Linked DNA regions of Homo sapiens: region 1 is linked to region 2. A link is a loop called in an ENCODE intact Hi-C map of the cell type or tissue named here. Cell type or tissue: PC-3. All regions are shown on one strand.

Region 1 (8,000 bases), 200 kb before region 2:
GTTTGTTTTGGTCAATTGTGTTTCACAATGACTTTCTTCATTTCCTCTGATTTACAAATATATTGATCAAAAATTATTCTTAGTATTCTCTTATCTTTCATATGTATATGAAAGAATATATGAAAGTTATAATATTTTAAATAATACATTTTGTAATTTACAAAAATATTCTGTAATTTATATTTTGTAATACATATAATGCCCGCTTTTACTTCCTAATATGGTAATTTGTACTTTTTTCTTTTCTTGATCAATCTTTTAAAAAAGTCTTATCCACTTCACTAATTATTTTTCAGAAACCAATTCTTGCCTTTTTAATATTCTCTGTTGTACTTTTGGTTTTAATTCATTCATTTCTACTCTTATTTCTTTTCTTCTGAGTTCTTTATGTTTACTTTGATGTTATTTTCATAATGTTTTAAGATAAAACATTAAATCATGAAATACAGCCTTTCTTTTCTGGTAGATGATTGCAAATCAGTATTTGTTTGTTCGTTTGTTTTTTGTCAAATTTAGCTGTGTATGTAAAGCTTCAGTATGCGTGTGTGTGTGTGTGTGTGTGTGTGTGTGTGTGTGAGACAGGGTCTTGCTCTGTCAGCTAGGCAGGAGTGCAGTGGCACAATCACAGCCTTGAACTCCTGGACTCAAGTGATCCTCCTGCCTCAGCCTCTTGTGTAGCTGGGAATGCAGCTGCACACCACCATGTCTGGCTTATTTCTTAAAACTTTTTTGGAGAGACAGGGACTCTTTATGTTGCCCAGACTGGTCTCAAACTCCTGGGCTCAAGTGATCCTCCTACCTGTACCTCCCAAAGTGCTGGGATTACAAGCATGAGCTTGACCTCCATATTTTTCTTTAGAAGTCATCCAAAATATTTTGCAATTTACACTGCAATTTATTCATTGGTTCATCAATTATTTTAGGAGTTTATAGTTAACATCCAAACATTCAAATTTTATTTTATTTTATTTTATTTATTTATTTATTTATTTGAGACAGAGTCTTGCTCTTTTGCCCAGGCTGGAGTGCCATGGCGTAATCTCAGCTCATGCAGTCTCCCAGGTTCAAGCAATTCTCATGCTTGAATTGCTCCCAAGTAGCTGGGACTACAGGCACCGGCCACCATGCCTGGCTAATTTTTGTATTTTTAGTAGAGGTGGGGTTTTGCTCTGTTGGCCAGGCTGGTCTCAAACTCCTGACCTCAAGTGATCCACCCGCCTTGACCTCCCAAAGTTCTGAGATTAGAGGTGTGAGCCACCATGCCCGGCCATTATTTTTATAAAAATACCATGTAGTATATTTTTCTGTTGAACACACTCTATTTTTTTAAACTTTGAATCAATATTTGTTAATTATTTAGTTCAAACCTACTATATTTGTTCTGACTTTTGTCTGCTTGTCCTATGAGTTACTGAAAGTTGTAAATCTCTCATTATGACTGCAGTTGTGCCACATTATACATGTTTATATATTGAGACGATGTTATTAGGTGAAGACAGATTTGTAATTGTTACAATTTTTCTTATTATTTATAATAATGCTTTTCACTTTAAAGCCTACTTTATTAGTTTCCCAAGTGAATTTTGGTTAATATTTGCATAGTATATTCTTTTTCCCATTCTTTTATTTTTAACCTCTCTACATATTTGTTTAAGAAATGACTCATAAATTGAATGTGCATTTTTATTTTTATCAAATCTGAAACTTGTAGTCTATTTACAGGCAATTTATCACTGATTTTTTTTAATTTAAATCTACCGTATTGCTATTTTTTTTGTTTATCCCAACTGTTCTTTTTTTCTCTTTTGTTGCCTTCTTTTTAATTGATTATTTTTTCAACTATCATTCCATTTTGCCATCTATTAGCTTATTAGCTAGAAATTATTTTTCTCTTATTTTAGTGATTACACTAAAAATTACAACAGAAAGCCTTAAATTATTAGCATGTACTCTTAATTAATATTTTGTTCATTTCTTAGGAAATGTGAGCACTTGAGGACTCTTCAATTTCATTTACCCCACTCAGGCTTTTTTGTATTATTGTCAAGTATTTTAATTATGCCTGCATTTTAAACCCCATGTTGTATTACCATTGTCATTTTATACTATCAGTATTCATTTCTGTTTCCTTATATGTTTATTCTTTCCAGTGATTTTATTTCTACTTAAATTTTTGCCTGGATTGATTTTCTTCTTGCATTTCTGTCTAGGATAACTTTCTTTCTGCCCAAAGAATATTCTTTAGCATATCTTTTAGTACATGTCTGCTGCCACTAAATTTTCTCATTATTTTTCTGAAAATTATTTTATGTTCATTTAAAAAAATGTTTTCAACTGGCATATAGGTTTTGTTTGTGAATTTTGTTTTTCAATAGTTTAGCATTAGCATTTTGTTATATTCTGTATTTCATCATTTCCTTTGAAGACACACAGAGCTTTTTAAATCTGTGAATTAATTTCTTTAGTCAGTTCTGAAAAAAATTTTTTTTTCTGTATACATTTCACCTGTTCAGTGATTTCTAGTGTTATTTTTTTTCCCCTTTTGGTCATTTTGTCTTATTCGGAAATAGCTAATCATTTTGGATTGAATGCTTGACATTGTGTAAAAAAGATTGTAACATCTTCGTATTCCTTTTTAAGCTCAAAGTTAGAATAGGGTATAACATTTCAATTCTATAAGGAATTGTGCTAATGTGAGGATAAATTTCAATCCTTGTAACAACTGTTCTATTTTTAGTTTCCCATTACTCCTCATTAAGTCATGAGAAATATGTGATCCATTAGTTATATATTTTTTTCATTGGTTTCCTGGAAGTTTCATGTTACGTTTAACATTTAAGTACAACAATTATATTGACCTTGACCTTGTTTCTTAGTTTTATAACAAACTTTTTTATTTTAGTTAATTGTCTTACTGTACCTGTATCTATTATTATAAAGATTCTCTAGTATTTTATGAAGTTCATTCACTCATTATTTATTATCACTTGCCTACATTATTTGGGGCATCAAATTAGTCTCTAAGTAGGCCTATAAGGATGAATTCCATATTTCCTGACTTAACAGGTCTTGCAGTCAAATAACTGGAATAGGAGAGAGGAAGAAAACTGTGTAACAGGTGCATAAACCACATGCTGTAGGGAAGCAGACAAAGGAATAATACAGTTTTCCTAGAATGATGAGGGAGAACATGGTAGGCTAGCATTGGAGCACACACTTTGCCAGGAGAAGGACATTGCTTTAGGTTAAGAACACAACATGAACAAATGTACAAGAAGAGAAAAATAGGGTAGTTTGAGAGAAGAGCCTGATAAAGGAAAGGATGAATAACTGGAGGATATTGTTATGGGGCTGAGCCAGGGCTGGGTAAAGCTTATTTAAAAACTAGTTTCTGAGATTCTTAAGTCAGTGATTCGGTTGCCAGAAATACGATCAAGTATTATTCTTTGGTGATTTTAAAATATGTGCTTGTTCTTTAATTACCTCCCAAGAGATGTATATTTACTAACTAAAAATCAAGAAACAATTGCTGCCTCCAGGGCTAAGAGTATCTAAGGAAAGAGAAACACACCTGCTTTTTTGGTCACCAATATTAATATTTTACTTTCTTGCATCTTGAATGGTAAGCTGAAGCCACGAGTTGGAACGGAATACAGGCCGCTCTAGGGTGATGATTCAGGATGACTATTAGACTTGCAAAACTGAATGTGGGTGGTTTTGTTGTGTAATCTTTTGCCTTAATCTTTCTGCCTTTAATGAAGTGCTTTGACTGTCTCTTTTTGTGTGTGCCTGTTAGAAGTAGGACATGCATAGAGTTTCTCAATGGAATCTCATCAAATGTAAAGTCATGATTGAAAAATTGTTTGCCTTAGGTTAAAAAAGTCCCCTTTAGTTACAGAAGATATTACTTTATCTTGGGATATAAAGTCCAGAGAATTAAATAATTTGGTCAAATTACTTCCCAATTTAAGTGGATTTCAGACCTGAAATTTAATAGGTACAAAGTTAGTGTACACATGCAATATTGAAGAGAAAATTTGGCTATAAACAGCAAAAAAATTATCTAGTAAACAGTAAATCACGAATTGAATATTTTATCATTTCAAAAAAAACCACTAAACATTTTTCTAAGTAGCATGCTATTACATCAACTTTCTCAATATTTTAGTCAATGTTTCTTCAGCAAACATTTATTGATTGTCTACTATATGCTAGATTCTCTGCTAGCCTCCAGAGACAGTGATGAGCAAAATACAGGCACCACTTTTAATATTTTGAAGATTATAATCTAGTGAGATTCATCAGACATTTATCAAATAATCATACTTATGAAAGAATAATTCCAAATTTAAAAAAATGCTCTGAAAGAAAGAAGCACAATTCTATCAGAGGCAATAATGAAGGGACTGTAAATAAACACCTTCATTCTTTTTTGACCTCAGAAGTGGGTGGCATACAGAAACTTGTTACCACAAGCTGCTTGGTGCTGTGGAGACAACAGGAGTCTTAGAATTAGACTCTTGTCAAGATGATTAGAGCTTTTCCATGATGTCCTGCAAGGTCAGAGATGGCTAAGAGATTCCTGAAGTTAGGTTTGTCCTAGTCCTACCTGGACTAGCCCTTTACTTGTCCTTTGCTTTCCTCCAACCCACCTCTACAGTGCTGCCAAATAGACAGTTTTAATACTCAGCTGGTAGAGTGCCTCAGATCTTCCCAACACCATCTGAAGTTTCTTCTTTACACAGTTGCATTTCTCTCCTTCATATTCATTTAAAATCAAGTTCTAAGTCCTGACAAACAAGTTTCCATAATCTTACCAGACTCCAGCCAGTCTTACCAGATTTGCTTTATCTGTCTTCTCCACACTTCTGTACCCCAAGTTACAGACTCAGTTAATATTTTCTAGCAGAATTATTTACTTCCCTGAAACAGGCATGTGCTATTTCCTTTTACTGGGAAGCATTCCCTCTCTTCTTTGCCTGGGAAGTCCCAATCCTGACTTCCTCACTGAGGCTCTCTCCTAATCCCTAAGGTAGAGTTAGTTGCTTCCTTCTTGGTATTTCCTCAGCATTTTGGACGGGCAGCAGTTACAGCTCTCATCACTTTGTACTGTAACCATTTGCTTTTGTGTTATTTCATAAGTTAGAATGTCAACTTTCAGAAGATGAGGACTAGGTCTGATATACTTCTGTAATCTTATTTTGGTTCTTCCCAGGAGGATAACTAATACCATGCTTTGCATATATTAGTAGATGGTTGTTTAAGGAAAGAAGAGGCCTACAGGTCCTTGATGTCATGCCTTTTTTATTTCTAACTAAATAATGAGCCTTAGAGCCTAGTGTGGTGGCACACACCTGTAATCTCAGCTACTCAGTAGGCTAAGGCGGGAGGATTGCTTGAGCTTAAGAGTTTGAGGTTACAGTAAGCCATGATCATGCCATTGCATTCCAGCCTGGGCCACAGAGAACAAGACCCTGTCAAAAACAAAAATTAAAAAAAAAATGAAATAAATAAATAATGACCGTGATATATTTTTAAAGAATGTATGAATGAAATAAAGAGCTCAGGTGGTTCTTAAAACTAAAATTTGAGGACCAAATTAGAGAGCTCTTTGATACTTAGGGGAAAGAATAGTCCCTAGCTCATATGGTAGCTATGTGTTAATTATAAAATGCTGTCCTTTTCTCAAGACCCTTTACTTCAGTTGTTGTCCTAAATATACAAGGCTATGATAGCTACAGTAAAAGTTATAACTTTGGAATGTTGTGCCTGTGTGCACTTCTCAACCTGAATGACTATAAGTGTCTTTCAGAAAGATAATATGCTCTCTATTATTAAAAAAGCACCATATTGCTGCTTTAAAAGGAAAAATAAACTTACAAGTTGAGCTGCAAATGGACACCATTGTCATTATCATGATTAACAACAAATGACTACTGAATACCTAGAACATGTAGGCAGGGAGGTGAAACTTAAGGAAGACAAGACAAAAGAATTTATTTCTTTTTCAACTGAACTTCTAGCACATATTATTTCTTTTCCCTTATGGTTTAACCCTACCTACTTTGAACTTTTGAATTATTTCACTCATTCTGCTTTTCTCAAGCAGAATTGTCTAGGCATGAATGTTACCATTAAACCTAATTTTACACCAAAGGGTTCTCTTTGGTGTTGGTTTATGCACAACAAGACCAATGGAGATGGGCAAGAGAAAGAAGTCTAAGTTGACTACCAAGTTAATGGATTAGGTAGATGAGAAGTATACATTTATGCTAATTACTAAAGTAAATGTTGCTGGATGACATTTTAAACCCATAATCATTTTTTCCCAGTAATTTATCTATATGTTCCCATACTGCTTAATCAAAGTAGTGGTTGATCAGGAATTATTGCTTTAAAAAAGAGAAATTTTCAAAGTACAGTTACAAAATTACTTGCTAGTGTTTTTCTGGAGTTTGGTTATAAATATTTAAGGTTAGCTTAAATAATTTAGGCAGAAAAAATATATTTGAAAGATGAGAGTTGGCTTCCTCCAGACCATAAAAGCTTTCCTCACTTGGAAAGACAGAGTTATGATGCAGAGATGAGAAGATAGGTATTGGTAGATACTGGAGAGAAGAGTCTTGCTTCTTTTTTCAAGAACAGAGCCTTAAGAAAGTAGCAAGACTTTAATATGTCCATATTGCATGTAAGCCTAGGCAGGAAGAGCCCAAAACAGCACCAGAGAGATTCCCATGCTTCTAAGCCTGACATAGAGCTGCAGGCCTTGAATGGCCATGGCGATGAGAGAAAGAAGCCTTCCAGAAATGACACTAGTGGATTAATGACTAAGGAGCTGATGGGATTATGGAATCCTTAGTGTATGTCTGAGTGGACAGATGGCTGAGTGGACAGTTGGCTGAGTGGATCTGAGGCGCCCTACCAGAACTTAAAAAGGAAGAAAGCCTGAACTGACCTAGAAGCTTTTTATTTTTTACCACATTGGTGCAAAAAAAAAAAAAGAAATAGAAATTAAGTCAATATTTAATAAAAATAAAGAAAGGTAAATTTCTTGCACATTTACGTTTGTGGAGTGAGGTTCATATACGTTACAAAAGGAAAAAAAGAGTAGGTGTGCTGGGGGTGGAAAGCAGTGTGAACTCAGCATGAATGAACCATGATGAGTTTGAATTATCTATGGGAAAGTCAAGTGCTACATGCAGAGTTTCTAGAATACGAAGATTTGTAAGACATAATCACTATCTTTTAGAAGTTTACAGATGGCCTATAAGGATGTATTCTTTAAAAGATCAGTGATAATCCCAGAGATGATGTGCTAACTCTAACAACTGCAGAAGTAGTTCAGATGAGAGAATGATCATTGAGGTTTTCTAGTGAGGAAAGGCCCCACATAGAGATGAGACTTGAACTTGGCCTTGAGAGAAATATAACACTTAAGCAAATAAAATAAATCAGCAGTTATGTGGTAACAAAATTATGCATGGTATGTTTGAGGGACAGTGAAGCCTGGTTGTGTCAGGGCAGGTGGTTCTCTTATGTTAGAACATAGGTAAGGCACGTTGGAGTGCTCTACCTGGTTCAGGGAAGAGGAAGTATGGAATACTCAGCTACAGAGTTGAGCTTTAATTTGAAATCAAAAGGCAGCCATCAGAGGTGTGTGAATGGAGGGAGTTTCTGTGAAACAGGATATTTCAAAAAAATAAATTCCCTACAGTATGTAATTTTGCTTCTAGCAAATCAGGCACAGTTATATAAGATCATCCTAAAACAGTTATTCCAATGAGAGAGACTATTCCACTAAAAGGCAGAAAAATTAAAGTTACAGACTAAAGGTAAAGAATACCCGGATGGTGCATTTGTAACCTTATGTTTATATTAGAGATGGCTTATGTGGACTTGATTTGCAACTATTAGAGAAAATTACTCTTATTGTCTGAATGACAATACTGACACATGAATGAACCAGTAACCTATGTTTACTATTAGTTTGGTTTGCTCAC
Region 2 (8,000 bases):
TTGTATTTTTCGTAGAGACGGGGTTTCTCCATGTTGACCAGGCTGGTCTTGAACTCCTGACCTCAGGTGATCTGCCCGCCTCAGCCTCCCAAAGTGCTGGGATTCAGTCTTCTTTAATGGAAGAGATGCACTATCTAAAGTTATTGGAGACAGGATGGTCTTTAAGGCCTTGTCTAATGAGAACATTCTATGTACAATGTATGAGAAGTTTTTTCACAAGTAAATGAAATATACTTAAGCCAATAATGATAATAAAAATAATATTTAACAGGATAAACATTTAAAATCAGGAGTGTTCACAAGCTTTGATCTTCCCTTCAATGATTCTTCCTCCTTGGCCTGGTTCTTTGATTTCTGTATCTGAGAATGATGGAGGGAGAAGACAGATGAACAAATTTAGCAATGATGCTTTAGTCTACCTACAAAACAAAGAGCTCTGAGACAGAGGTGGCGTGGAAAAAATGAAAACCTTGTGGGCCGAGCTTGCTGGGGGCAAGAATTTGAGACAGGGTTTGGCAGAGGAAAAATGAATAGATTGTAGCTTGTGAAGGCAGGAGAGAAGAGTAAACAGTGAAAACTGCTACTGAAGATTACTAACTGGATCTTCTTTAATATCCTTTTAGAAACAGAATAAATGAGATTAAATGAATAAAAATCCTTTTAAGGTTTATGTGATTGTTCAATGCTTCTCAAATGCAGTACTTAGAGGACAAACCCAGGCTTTATCTACATTTCAAGAAAGAAATTTGCTTTTTAAAGTTCATAGAGAAAAAGAGGAGCATAATTCCAAAGAAAAGCGCTCACGAAGGAGATCTGGCTCAAGAAAAACAGAAGACTCTCTGAAATAGGGATCTACAAACTGCTACCCACATACTCTCATCTGTTTTTGCAGCGTGTTTAAGCCATGCTCATTTGTTTAGGTGTAGTCTATGACTGCTTTCAACCTGCGACGGCAGAGCTGAGTAGCTGTGACAGAGACCGCATGGCCTGCAAAGCTGAAAATATTCAATCTGATTTTTTTACAGAAAAACTTTGCTGGACTAGACTCGAAGATAACATTTTATGGCATGATAATGCCATAAAATGGAGGGACTAGATGTGTTGATTGGTCAGGTAGAACTTTACAAAAGAAATCTGGAGGAATAAACAGATTTCTGATACATCGGATGCAAAAAGAATAGATATGAAAGAGTGAATATGGGCACATAATCAAGGAGAGCCAACTGAGCATCATGGACTCTGCAAGCGCAGATTAGGAAGCTTATAACTAAGGACAAGTTTGAGTATTTTCAAAAAAGGCTACCGATTCGTTTTAAAATAAATGATCTGAGTATGTACAAAAGAAAGTTGTGATTGCTAGGAGCTGCCTGGCTTCCCAAAGAACAAGTTCTCTCACTTTTACCAAACCGAGAACACCGTTTTTCTGTGGGCAGGTTTTTCCTTCGTGCGTCTATGGCTTTTGTCCTTGTCTGCATCTGTGAGTTTTGTTCTTGCTGCTATTTTCCTCTTACCCTACACTTCAATTACGGCAACCGAGAAATTTGTGCTTTTTCATTCAGTTATGTCTGAGAGATGTCAGAGCTCCTCACAAAGAGCTAGAGACATTCATATTCCGAAGTATTCTTTATGTTCTTCACATATTCTTTATATTCTTATTTCTGTTAAATATACCCCTCTCCAAAAGTATAGGCTACATTGTTTTTTTGTTTTTGTTTTTTTAGATAAATGATTCAAAGTAAAGCTCAAAAGTAATTTCCATCTTTTTCCACCTTTCCCAAAAATGACAATCCCATCTTACATGTATAGGTTCTCTACCCCCAAGGAAAACTGAATCACTTATATTAGTTGGCTAACTTAACAATATTATATGTTTACATGTTTCTTTAACAATTGAAACATTGAATTTCTAAATGATGTGATAAAGGTCTTTACACTTAGCCTGCTAAATGTTATTTATGCAGTATTTTCAGGTGATATGGTTTGGCTCTCTCTCCCCACCCAAATCTTGTCCTCACATGTCAGGGGAGGGATCTGATGGGAGGTGATTGGATCACGGTGACAGTTTCCCCCATGCCATTCTCATGACAGTGAGTGACCGCTCACAAGATCTGATGGTTTAAAAGTGTTTGGTAGTTCCCCCATCGTGCCACCCTGCAAAACACGCCTTCCTTCCCCTTTGCCTTCTGTCATGGTTGTCAGTTTCCTGAGGTCTTCCCAGTCTTGTGAAACTCTGTCTGAGTCAATCAAACCTCTTTTGTTTGTAAATTCCCAGTCTCAGGTAGTCCTTTATAGCACTGTGAAAACAAACTAATACATCAGGTTTATTTTTCCCTTTAAATAATTCTTTCCAAAATAAACACAAGATCACTCCTATCCCAGGAACATGTGTCCCCTTATTCAATCATGGCTTTCTGGTCACTGCAAAGTTGTCCCTAGGAGTTTTCTCCACACACTTGGGAATCAAAATCCATCACTTGTAGATGCTTGTGATATATCCTTGTAGGTTACCCTCTGTAAAGATTGGCATTTGTTTTTGTTTTTCCAATATAGACCTTCCTCCATCAGCGCATTCTCTTATGTTGTTATCTTTCTTGAATAATTTTCCATTTTAGATTCTTGGAGTCTGACAGAAATAGTGGATTATATAGCAAGGTTTCTCATTTTTCCACATTAACACATTCTTTAATTCTATCCCTTGCATTTAATATGTTTCCTGTTACTACTAACTCTATGTCTTCCCTTTCTAAGCTCAGGGTAAAGACTGACTTTTGGAGGCTGGGTCCAATTTCAAGCTAAAAGAAAAAAAGAACACAAAGAAAACTGCTTTAAAGGAAAGGGCTTATGCAGCACAGAAGAGATATCCTCAAGCCTAATTCCCAGATTTTGCAGAAGCATTAAGCAGCTTAGGGACTGAACAAGCATGATTACTTTTGGTTAATGAGACCAACTTCATTTAATCAGGATGTCTACAATCCTAATTTCAGATTTTATCTGTGACCTACAGGCTTGTGAGGTCATATTTTTAGTGTATTGAGTTTAAAGAAATTCAAATTCAGTATAGCTATATGAAAACAGTATAGCTGTTCTCATTTCTTATCCCATCCAGATGCTTCTGGAAGCAGTCAGCTTCCCAAATCTTAGCTAATAAGCAAATTATTATTCAAAGTTATTGTGTTTGTCAAAAGTTACATGACACACTCTCTCAAGCTGGTCTCTTGATCAGTGTGGAAGATGATATTTAGTACATTATTTATTATGAAATTATCTGTGATTGATCCAGATGAAGCATGTGTTTGCATGTTGGAAAGGTTATTAAATAGTGATAATAACTCTTTAATTTCAGAGATGTTGAAACATGGGAGCAGCTTTAGGACAGCAAACACTGTGTGTGTGTGTGTGTACATATTTGTTTAGTTCGTATACGTGTATGTTGATATTTCAGTTGTTGCAATTGATAGTGTGAATTAGATAGAAAGTTACTAAGAGGCTGGGTGCAGTGACTCACTCCTGTAATCCCAGCACTTTGGGAGCCCAAGGCGGGCAGATCACCTGAGGTTGGGAGTTCTAGACCAGCCTGGTCAACATGGTGAAACCCAGTCTCTACTGAAAATACAAAATTAGCTGGGTGCGGTGGCAATCGCCTGTAGTCCCAGCTACTTGGGAGGCTGAGACAGGAGAATCACTTGAAGCTGAGAGGTGGAGGCTGCAATGAGCCGAGATTGCGCCACTGCACTACAGCCTGGGTGAGACAGAGCAAGACTCCATCTAAAAAAAAAAAAGATACTAAGAGATTCTGATAGCTCTTCCTAGGAGAAGAAAAGTGCTTATCATGAAGTAGATGAACTGAAAAAATTTCAGATAAGATAGACTAGTGCCAAAGGGGAAAAAGAATGCAACTGAGGAACTGTTTGTTTATTTTGGTTCCTTTAAAAATGTTGGGCTATAAAATTCAGAATATCATAAAATTCCGCAGTCCTTTCCGAGTAAGAACTATGGATTTCTTGCATCTCCACTGTGTTTACTGATGTGAAAGCTGAAAATTTCCTTTCCTAATGACACCATTCCAATGTTGGGACTGAGTGAGAAAGATGATTGGCAAATTCTCTCTCTTTAAAAGGGAAGGGATCATGGAAGTAGCATTTCCAGGGCTTTTTAAAATTAAATTCAGCACAGAAATTATGACATTCTTTCCACAAAGTCCAGTGACTAAGAATCTAAACAAATTTTATGGTGTAAAATCATTAAAACAAAATGGCCCTGAACAAATATGCTATCCCCTGGGGTTTGATCTCACTCAAGAGTAAATAAAAATATATTTTATAAAATTGGACATTATACATAAAAGGGAGGTATCTAATACAATTACAGATAAAGAATACAAAGGTCAGTAACGGATGCATTGAGCACTGATTAGGAACATGACTTTTAGAAATGTGGTTTTGCCACATTACAGATGTTTGACTTGAACCAAGTTGCTTAAACTTTCTAAGCCTCAGTTTCCTCATATGTGGAACAGGAATAAAAATATTTAATGTGCTATATCGCTGTATGAGTAAATGAGATGTATATAGTTTTTAGTATAGTACGTAGTGAGTACTGAATAAATGGTAGGTAATTGTTATCACTATCTAAGCTAAAGTGGTTGAAAGTGAAATCCACATCCCTCTGAGAATAATGAGCTAAGGGATGGGCACAGAAGAGCATGGTTCAGTTCCTGAAGCCTCAGTGCTCACGTAGACTTAGAATTATTTCTCAAACAATTTCATGGTCTCTTGATTTTTCTAACAAAAGAAAAACAAACAGACCAAATCAGTGCACAGAAATTTATACAGTGATAAATCTTTACTATTCCACAATAAGATTCATTGTGGTTTATGTACAGTATCCAAATTCTTCACATGGCTAGCTGCTCCAATTTTTAGCATCAGATTTACATACCATGGTGGCTATGTCCCAAACCACCAGAGAGACGGTTTCAGACTCACAACCCGTGACCTTATTAAGGGTATAGAGTAATTTACCATCAATGTCAGTTTGTAATTACAATCATCTTTTGCTGAAATGTATATACCTAATAGGTCTTAATGTTTATATCAAGGAATATTCCCTAGAATAGCAAAGGTAGCACATTCTTAGAGAGATCAAATCTGGATGTTATACCTTATCTTCTTCTAAGTGATCAGAACATACCCTCAATGCTTCCTGTTTTAGATTAAAAGATAACCACAGGAAAAAACAAATGCCGTAATTTCAAAACAAATGCTATAATCAGCCTTCTCACACAAAATCTTACACAGATATTTCCCTTCTGGCAGCTCTCTTGTGTGACTTTCCTACTCAGGGTGACTAAGAGGTCTAGAATCCTTCCATCTAGTGGCTTAGCAGTCCTCTAGGGCCTCAAAGATTTCTTCTGGGTCCTCTCTATTCAGCCTATGATAAAGAGAGGAGAGGAGAAGGGAGGAGAAAGGGAGGAAACGAGGGCAAGTGAAGGGTCAGATGGTAATTTTAGGGCCACATCTGGAAGCAGCATGAAGCACCCTGCCTGTATTGCACTAGTTAGAACCAAGTCACATGCCCATGCCTAACTTTAAGGGAGGTTGGAAAAATATAGCTAACTACGTGCAAGAGGAAAATAAAACAGTTTGCTGAACGTACAGTACTGTTTCTCTCCCAGTGCTTCTCTGGTTGTGTAGAATTTTTGAGTTCTTGGATTTTTGTTCTATTTTGCTTTTTAGACAGCACTTTAAAAAAAAGAGATGCTTTTTATATGAATGTGTACATGTATGTCTGTGTGTGTTTACGTTCAATGACTCTAACTCTGAGAAGCAAGCTGAATTAACTCTTTGTCATTTATGTATGCCCTTCTTCAATACTCCCTCCTGAGAAACCAGGCCTCTCATATTTGAGAGAATTTTGGAAAGATGTAAGGATAATCTCCAGCCAAGGAAAACCTATCAGAAACTGTGGTGTACATCAGTGAGAGATACAGTCTTGAAAAGGAGGCCTCTAAGTCACAACCAAGTCACTCAAACATTACTAGGATGGACAGAAAAGAAACTTCTCAAAATTTCCGCATAATTGGTGTACGAACATACACTTTAACAGACCTCTGTCAAAACAAGATTTGTTTTTCGGTACTTGTCCTTGGATATTGATATTTCTGTATTATTCTCGGTTATATTCTGTTCTTAGGCAATGAGCCTACACTATGTGATGGGATAATTTCTGGAGCGATTGCTAAAACCTCATCTCTTTGCATACGTCTCTTTAAACTTTCAGAACACCGGGAACATGATCACTTTCCCAAAAGTCATGGCAGAGAATAATAGAACTTGAAGGCAGAACTCTTAGAGGTTTAATAGTACCTTTCCCAAAGTCCACCTTATGAGGGTCCTGTGACGCTTTGCATCACACACACATACATACACATACACACAATTCCACTTACGGGGTGTCTTTAATTCATCTACAGATAATCATTTGGCACTGAGGATCTGTGAATACCACATATAAAATGAAGAGTTGGAAAATCCAACTTTGTCTAAATTGCTTTTAGGTTTCAGATGTGTTAAGGATCAACAGAAACTATTAAAACCGTACTTTGGAGAGAATGAAGACCAGGTTTTAATCACTCTTTCCATACTGAACAAAAAATTTTTCACTTGATCATATATTTTCTAATTAGTGATTTGTAAAGCCTCTCAGACTTAGAAATTGATTTGCTACTTATTTTATTATATTATTATGGACTTATTTATTGAAATAATATTCAATTATAAAAGTTATAAAAGCATCAATTATAAAATTTATAAAAGCATCAATTATAATTATGAAGAGGGATATAAAGTTATTCACAGAATATACACCTAATATAATGTTATAAGTTAAAAAGTTGGATTAGACTTGAACTTGTAATTTAATTGTTCAACTATGGTATATATAACACTTTTTTGAATTACTTTTGTTATTTTATGCAGGCTTCAGTCTCTAATCTTTTCAAAATTCAAAAATCAAATAAATTTGGGAGATGTGAAGCTTGACTTTCTGAAGTTAAAACTGGATCAGTTCATTGGAGATGAAGTACATTTGAGATTACCCCCTAAACGTTTGGAATAAGATGAACTCGTTTCAAATGAAAAGAACTCAGCTCAGGAAAATGAAGTATTTATCCAAAAACTCAAGGACCAGAGGATGGTATCAAAGGCTAGTTGTCTGTCAGCTCAAAACCAGATGCTCATGTGTAGATTGTTTACTCAAGCTCTGATAATTGGCCTCTTCCCCACTGTTGAAACAAGTTAGTAGTTTGTCCATTCATTCAGTAAACATTTACTGAGTAGTTACTTGCCAGGCAGTGTGTTAAGTGTCAGAAATACACAGAATAAACAGAATGCTATAAAGCCCAAAGGCAGGGGTACAAATGGAGATGAAGTGGCCATAAAGCCTATTTTGAGGTTTTTGCATCTCAATCTATCTGACCATAAGCCAAATAATCAGGAAATCCAATCTGACCTCTCTGTCTGTGCTGTGGTGGTCTGGGAGAATTCCCAGGCAAACCTAGCTCTTTCTTAGAGGTTTAAGATGTGGCAATAGTGGAATTTCCCAGCACCCCTAAGTCCAAAAACAGATGTCCCCATGTCACTTGACATCTCAGATATTTTCAATGGCTCCCTCTCAAGATCAAAGCCCAAACTCAATGGCATGGTTCTGAAGACACCTAATGATCTGAGCTTAAACTCATCTCATAATAAAACATAATTCATAATCCTACCTTCATTTCTGAAATAGTCCTTGCATTTTATAACCTTTCTCTTTGCCTACTCTGTCTTTCAATCTGAAACACCTTTCCATATTTGTCTTCTTATTGCTGTGATCTGAATAATTGTGTCCCCACCCTCACCCCACCAAATCTATATGTTGAAACCTAACCCCCAAGGTAATGATAGTAAGAGGTGGGGTTTTGAGGAGGTGATTAAATCATTACTGCCTCTCCTCATGAATGG

The links. Peaks named below come from ENCODE experiments on the same cell type or tissue, not always from the same donor. Only the 100,000 strongest peaks of a DNase experiment are listed, where the experiment ranks them.
Region 1: it touches region 2 in a loop (4-fold over the local background); 2 of 110 quality-filtered maps call a loop at or near these places.

Annotation. Positions count from the first base shown.
Region 1 is chr3:189,910,704-189,918,703 of GRCh38, reverse strand. No RefSeq gene overlaps it. Among named protein-coding and RNA genes, the nearest start is that of MIR944, 85 kb to the right of the region's middle. In PC-3, no CTCF peak of the experiment used is centred here; DNase peaks (open chromatin) are centred at 3,693 and 7,493; H3K27ac peaks cover 4,735 bases.
Region 2 is chr3:189,712,583-189,720,582 of GRCh38, reverse strand. All of the region lies in intron 1 of TP63 (tumor protein p63), which reads right to left. Among named protein-coding and RNA genes, the nearest start is that of TP63, 85 kb to the right of the region's middle. In PC-3, no CTCF peak of the experiment used is centred here; DNase peaks (open chromatin) are centred at 4,832, 5,342 and 7,282; H3K27ac peaks cover 3,609 bases.